Linked DNA regions of Homo sapiens: region 2 is linked to region 1. The links are chromatin contacts, found by Hi-C or POLR2A ChIA-PET in ENCODE. All regions are on one chromosome and are shown on one strand. The core of a region is the stretch at or near the end of the contact, and the rest is flanking DNA. Distances in the headings are between cores, read along the strand shown.

Region 1 (3,665 bases), core at 1,010-3,509:
TAACTTGGAAAATAAAATATAAAAGAACTATTTAATAAGCATGTGTAACTTGAACAATAAAATACAACAGATAGCAAAATGTGAAGTGGCAAATACCCAAATTGGTTGTCTCTGGGACTTGGGACTTGGTGGGGAGGGTTTCAGGGAAAATAGGTAAAATGGGGAATTTTAACTATTTAAACCACATATATTTGTGGTGTTGGAGAAGTTTTTTTTTTTAAGAATAAGCTTTTAACACTTTTATAACAAACAAAATAAGTCAATAGCAACTAGGAGGGAATGGTCAGTTGATACAAGATAGAGAAAGGTATAGGGATAAAGAAAACATAGACTAAAGGCCTGGTGACTTTGAGACAACTACAAGGGCCCTAGAGCGTTAGCAAAGGTATGTAGAGGGCAGAAGGTAAACAGTGTGGCCCATACAATACAGGAAAATATATGTTGGCTCAGCTGCGTCAACAGTGCCATGGTTGAGATTCCAATGTATGTAGAACCAGGGACAGGGTATATAGTTCAACAATCATTTTTCCCTGTCCCAGTAGCTCAAGAGGCTGCCTTTGCACCTGTACTAATAATAATTAAATTCAATGCATTGCTGAACCATAAGTCTCATTACCAGGATCTTGGGCATAAGCAGCACAAATGTATAACCAAAAGTGCTTACAGTCTTTGTTCTGGACCCTACATACCAGTGATCCTGAACTTGTTTTCAATCACAGATAACTTTGAGAAGCTGATCAAAGCTATGGATCATCCCCAGGAAATTGTGAATCACTTTTGAAGCACCATAGATGTCAGGTTAAGATCCCCTGCTAGAGTCAGACGGGAGGTGAAAAGCAAAGAAACACCTTAGTCGACTAAAAGGAAGTAAATGGCACACATCTGATGGATACAGCTGTTCCCAGAGCAAGGTTATCCTGGGCTGGCCGGAGGCACAACAATGTAGGCAGCTTCCTTTGCTCAGAAGCAGAGGGAGATTTGGGTCACACATGGTGCTGTCTGACCACGACATTCTCGGTAGTGTAGGCTGCTCTGCTAACTGTGTATTGTCCACTGGTGGTAGGGCTAACTAAGAAAACCCTCCCAAAGAGACAAGGAAGTGATCAGACAGAAAAGCAGAGCTTTCAAAGCCAGCATTAAAACAACCCATGTTGAAAAGAGTGGTAAATTGGCCGGGCGCGGTGGCTCACGCCTGTAACCCCAGCACTTTGGGAGGCTGAGGCGGGCGGATCACAAGGTCAGGAGATCGAGACCATCCTGGCTAACACGGTTGAAACCCTGTCTCTACTAAAAACACGAAAAATTAGCCGGGCGTGTTGGCGGGCGCCTGTAGTCCCAGCTACTCGGGAGGCTGAGGCAGGAGAATGGCGTGAACCCGGGAGGCGGAGCTTGCAGTGAGCCGAGATCGCGCCACTGCACTCCAGCCTGGGCGACAGAGCGAGACGCCGTCTCAAAAAAAAAAAAAAAGAGTGGTAAATTGTGTGTGTGTGTGTGTGTGTGTGTGTGTGTGTGTGTGTGTGTAAGGTGTGAAAGAAATATTTTTAAAACTGACAAGATAAGTCTCTTGAGTTGGTCAAAAGACTTCCCCTAGTTGTGAGCTGGGATGAAAGGGGTTGGAAGAAGAGACTAGATATATATCTATCTTTTTAAAGTACTGAGTGGCCCCATCTTACCTGCAATAGTTGTGCTCACCCAGGCCCCCCTCCCCGTTGGGGTATTTCAGAGTGTTGTATGGATGCTGGAAAGTCTCGTTCCAAAACAGACATGGCTTCCCGCCTTGTAGTGCTGTCCAGTTCTGTGTTCCCCTATAATCCGCACCATTGGCTGTGAAACACTCTAGAAGAAAAAAAAGACAGAGCAAACTAATTTTCTGGCAACATTCATGGTTTCCTCCCTCTTTGGTTGATGTTTTGTTTTGTTTGGACCAAGCTGGAAATGGATAGTGTCTTGCTAGATCCTGGACACAGTGCAGTTAACACTTCTGGGGCTGAATAAATCTGAAACAAGGTACCCTCAAAAAGCTAGGCTAATCTTGGCACTAGCTTGTCTACAGACACTAGAACATTTTCCCCTAAAGTATACAGATCCCAACTAGGAAATAAACAGGGAGCTGAAGTGTACTGAAGCCCATGAAGTGAACCAGGAAACCCCTAAATCTGGGAACAGTTGGTAACAGCCATCCATGTGGAATTCTGGATACTCTGAGGGGGTCACTGCTCTCGCCAGTGGCTCTGTGTGGTAACTGGAACCAGGTCACCAGCTGTAACTGAGCTCTTCCCTACAGTCTGAAAGGCTGCACTGACACTTGGATTTAATAAGATCATCGGATACAGCAATGCTTTGGAATCCCAATCACACAAATCTGGGAATGACTCACATTCCCTGGTAATGAAGAACAGTCCTCCCCATGCTGTTTGAGATAGAGGTGGAACAAAACAGACAGTCAACATGAGGGAGGAAGGGCCGGGCTGGCATTTTCTCTCACCTCTTTCTGAAATTCTTTTGATGAGGCACATTGAAAATGGTCTCAGGTCCAATTTAATAAAATGACAAATCCTCACAGGTGCAACAATGTGTTTCTAAAATCTGCTTCTCAGACTTTGGGGGATGGGGACTGAGGCTGATAGGATTTTCACCCACATATTGCATGCATTAAACTCGAAGAGGTTCATGAGACAGGCACAGTACAAAGAACAATTTTTTAAAATTAGCTTAGTTGAAACTGACAGAAGCACTTCAAACACTTCTTTAAGATATATCATTAGAAAACTGACAACCTGGGGGAGTTACACTAGCATTCTTAGCTGCATTTCTTTCCTTCTCCTGGCATGCACTGACCTATAACTTCCAGTATTAAGGACTCTTAATGCCATCTCCTGTTGTCATCCATGTGCCTACTCCAGTCTAAGCGTGTGAACAACATGAACACATTCTGGCAGATATTTCTTTTAATACTTCAAACTATCCACAGAACATCTCTCTTCCAGCACCTCCTTCCTCTGACCATCCAGGCCCTGTGTTTTGTCTGGAATGGCACCATTTTATGGATAGCCAAAATAATCTGAATGTCCACCTATGCAAGAAACCCTAGGAATTTATTTTTTATTATTTTTATTTTTTGAATGGAGTCTCACTCTGTTGCCCAGGCTGGAGTGCAGTGTTGCAATCTTGGCTCACCACAACCTCCGCCTCCCAGGTTCAAGCGATTCTCCTGCCTCGGCCTCCCTAGTAACTGGGATTACAGGCACCCACCACCATGCCCAGCTAATTTTGTATTTTTAGTAGATACAGGGTTTCACCATGTTGGCCAGGCTGGTCTCAAACTCCCAACCTCAAGTGATCCACCCACCTGGGCCTCCCAGAGTGCTGGGATTATAGGTGTCAGCCACCACACCCCACCAACCCTAACAATTTATCATGTTTGGTGCAATGCTCATGTGTTATGATAAGTGCAACTCTTCGTGTACCATAAGGACCAAACCCCTCTACCAAGAGTCTGCACAAATAAGTTCAAAGGAGGCATAAATTGAAGGAGGCAGTTCAGTGTCGCATAAAATGCACTAAACCAAGAGACTAAGCCTTGGCTTCTTGTCCTGGACCTGCTGCTGACCAGCTGTGCGACCTTGGATGAATAAACATCATCCAAATCACTTCTAATATTTACA
Region 2 (3,584 bases), core at 731-3,230, 36 kb before region 1:
ACATATATATACACACATATATATACATATATACATATATATACACACATATATACATATACACACACACACACACACACACACACACACACACATATATATATATATATATATATATATATATATATATATGAACAGAATACAGATCAGTTGTTGCTGAGGAGTTGGGTTGGGGAAGGGAACTGACCACAAAGGAGCAGAAAGGAACTTGTGAGGTGATAAAAAAAAAAAGTCCTAATCTCGATTGCTTATATATTTGTCAAATCCCACTGAAGTATACAACTGAAAGGGTGATTTTTACTGTATGTACATTATACCTAAAATTAGAACCTAATTTAAGAAAAAATCAAGCTTTGGAGAAAGACTTCCTGGGTTCTAATCCTGACTTCACCATGTACTAACTATGAATTTGAGCAGGTTACTAAACCTCTGTATATCTCAGTTTATTCATCTATAAAATGAAAATGGTAATAGTTTCTCTCTCGTGGGGTCATGAGAATTAGCAGGAGCAATGCTTATGAAGTGTTCTGTGTAAGATGTGACACACAGTATAAGCTCAGTAAGTGTTGGGTATTCTATTTTTACCATTATTTGAAAAGAATAAAGTATCCAACTGAAACTGGTATTTTTCAATAGCAAGGGCAGACCTTAAACCTAAAACTTTGGATTCCATGCTGACAGCATATTTAATTCAGCAGTTTTGAGAACAGATGATCTTTATGATGGATTATTAAAATTCAGTGATAATCCAACAGGAAACTTGAAATATAGTAGTCAAGACCTTATTTTTTGAAGGAGAGATTAGCCCGACATATACAATCTGGGTGAGTGGAGGGCCCAGGATAGACCTGGGCAAGCCCTCCATGGCAGGGGGCCGGTGTCCTCCTGCCTTCTGTGATTCTCTTCAATCTTCCTGCTCCTTCTCGATACTAGCTGAGTCCATTTCTTTGGGAAGAAGCCTCAGGCACTAGTCATGACAGGCAGCTTCCCGGAACCCCAGCTGAGTGCTCCACTTCTAGACAGGAATGATAATGGGCATGTCTCAGGAAACAAACCTTAGCCAAATGGGTCCCAGCCATGAATCAGATTCCACTCAGGATGGAAAGATTCTACTCTTTCTTGGCACCCAAGAAAGAAGGCTGGTACCATATTTCATCAACTCTAAGGGATACACTTTAATCTTTTAAACTGGGATGTATCTTTTAGTCAATGCATGTCATTGTTAAACTGGAAATACTTTTTCCCTTAATGGTGTATAAAATAATGTTGCACCTCAGAATTGAGGCATCTTAGAGTCTATGAAATGCAATTGCTAACACAGTCCCAGGAGCCAGATCCTACCCATCCTTAGACCAATCACTTTCACAATTAATCTCTTCCCTTCCCACTAAAATAAAGGTTCCATGAAGGCAGGATCTTTATCTGTGGGACCTTGGGCAGATTACTGAACTTTTATGAGCCTCAGTTTTCTCATCTGTAAAATAAGCATAACAGTACCTGCTTCACAGTACTGTGAGAATTAAGGGAGACAACGCATGTAAAGTGAATAGCACAGGCTCCTGTCAATGATAAATGTTCAACTAATGCTACAAAATAAGGTCCAATCCAGATGACTGACCCCTCCCTTCAGGGCCTAGAAGCCAAGGGAGTCCCAACAGGCTAGCCTGGGTAGTTCCTGTAACCCACTGTTGACTCTGGCCTACATGTTCTTCTGTTTGGTTATGTTAATTCAATAAATTATAATCCCTAGGGGTAGCAGAGGCTATGAAGCCCCCGTCAGTGTTGTGCTTGCCCACAGTACACAGCTCACCTCTGTGACCTCTCCAAGTCCATGAGCTTGCTGAAAAATCAGCCAGAGAGTCTGTGACAAATTACTTGATGTGGCAGTGATGACTGAGCAGACAGCTTCTGCCAGCTGCCCCTCACCCTCCACCCCCACTAGCCCCGTCGTCTGTCTGCCAAAGAGCAAACACAGCCTGAGTACTTCTACTGCAGAGGAGCCTGGGTGTTCCTCTAATCAGCAGAGGACAGGAAGATGTCGCTGACACTCTGACTGAGACCCACATGCGAGCCACACTGGTAGCAGGGCCTCATGTTCTGGGAGACAGACTGTAACCTGGTCGTTTCTCACCATCTAACTTCTCCAATATCTTTAGGGAGACATCTTCACCCTCCTAAATCATGGGACAGTCTGTGGTCACCATTTCCAAAGTGCTCAGCCTTGTTCAATGAGTCATAAGGATTTCCATGAGGCGGTACTTGAGCTGTTCAAACTATTTTACTCTCTACTAGATGGACCTTTTTTTTTTTAGATGGAGTCTCACTCTGTCGCCCAGGCTGGAGTACAGTGGTGTGATCTCGGCTCACTGCAACCTCCACCTCCCGGGTTGAAGCGATTCTCCTGCCTCAGCCTCCAGCCTAGAATTACAGGTGTGCACCCCTGTGCCGGCCTCTAGATGCACCTTTAGAGATTATTTATACAGTGCTGCATTTTGTACCTTTCTCAGCAGAGCAATGGGGTGTGAGTTACAGAACTGGCTGCTGTCAGGGGTCCTGTAGACCACAGGCATCTGGGCCTCTGGAGGATGGCGTGAGCAGCCTCTCAGAATGCCAGCCTTCTTAGTCCTTGAGCAAATGCAAGCCAGGAAGGGCAGCTTCTGGAGAGCTGCACAAGGGGCCAATGTGGGAATAATCAGAACTGGGCATACTTTGTTCATATAACTTTAAAGCATAAAACTGGATCCGTTATTATGATCTATTTTTACTATTGTTAATAAAAGGGATTCTAGCTGCTGAAAATAGAAAAATTTCAAATGTGGCAAACCAGGGTTTGAATCCTGGCTCTGGCACTTACTAGCATAGACAAATTACTTCATCTTTTGATCCACAGTTTTCTTATCAACAGGATTGCTACAAGGATTAAATAACATAAAATTCACAAAAGCACTTGGCATCAAGTCTAGCACATGACAAGCACTCAGTAAATAGCAATAATTGTTGTTATAATTAATTCACTTCAGTGCACCTTTATGTGAGGGCCAGTACTCTTTCCTAGTAGTACCAAAGATGCTACTTGGTGTGCACTTTAGAGACTATTTCCATAGTGCTGCATTTACAATTTAATCCAGATTATTTCTGCTTGACACCTCCAGTAAAGGCACTATACTAAAGAAAACATACTTTTATCTACCACACAGCAGATGCCCAATAAAAATGTACTAATTCAAAGACTGTCTTATAAAAACTACATTCTATTTCTTCTTGATCTAAAATCCACCATTTTAACCATTTTAAAGTACAGATGTTCCTTGACTTATAATGGGGTTATGTCCTGATAAACTCATTGTAAATTGAAAATATCAAAGTGAAATATGCATTTAATACCCTGATAAACCTACTGCAAAGTTGAAAAATCATAAGTTGACTGTCCTAAGTTGGGGACTATCTATATATGAATCAGTGGTATTCAGTATATCCACAATGTTATACAATCATCATCCCTAATTCCAGAACATTTTTATCACCCTAAAAAGAAAATCCGTACCTATTAAGCAGTCACTCCATATTCTTCCCCTTCCCCCAGC

What was found. Hi-C counts contacts between places; a loop is a spot of excess contacts on that map. ChIA-PET counts read pairs that join two places held with the same protein, here RNA polymerase II (POLR2A). Pooled maps may share reads with other maps.
Region 2: a loop to region 1 is called in a map of astrocyte of the cerebellum, with 5 times the contacts of the local background. The contact joins two enhancer-like sites. A Hi-C loop is called at or near these places in 1 of 168 maps with a recorded cell type or tissue (astrocyte of the cerebellum), 1 of 37 single-sample maps with no recorded cell type and 3 of 50 pooled maps. POLR2A ChIA-PET finds 5 or more read pairs at or near these places in 10 of 52 experiments (AG04450, BJ, GM10248 and 7 more).

The regions. Positions count from the first base shown.
Region 1 is chr22:29,092,429-29,096,093 of GRCh38, reverse strand. KREMEN1 (kringle containing transmembrane protein 1) reads right to left here. Exons shown (of 9, transcript NM_001039570.3): 2 at 1,674-1,836. Among named protein-coding and RNA genes, the nearest start is that of KREMEN1, 21 kb to the right of the region's middle. Within about 2 kb of position 2,259, at least 7 of the 41 ENCODE cell types and tissues checked have a DNase peak (open chromatin) inside an H3K27ac peak, as active enhancers do.
Region 2 is chr22:29,128,072-29,131,655 of GRCh38, reverse strand. All of the region lies in intron 5 of KREMEN1 (kringle containing transmembrane protein 1), which reads right to left. Among named protein-coding and RNA genes, the nearest start is that of KREMEN1, 57 kb to the right of the region's middle. RefSeq lists a silencer at 2,448-2,656. Within about 2 kb of position 1,980, at least 4 of the 41 ENCODE cell types and tissues checked have a DNase peak (open chromatin) inside an H3K27ac peak, as active enhancers do.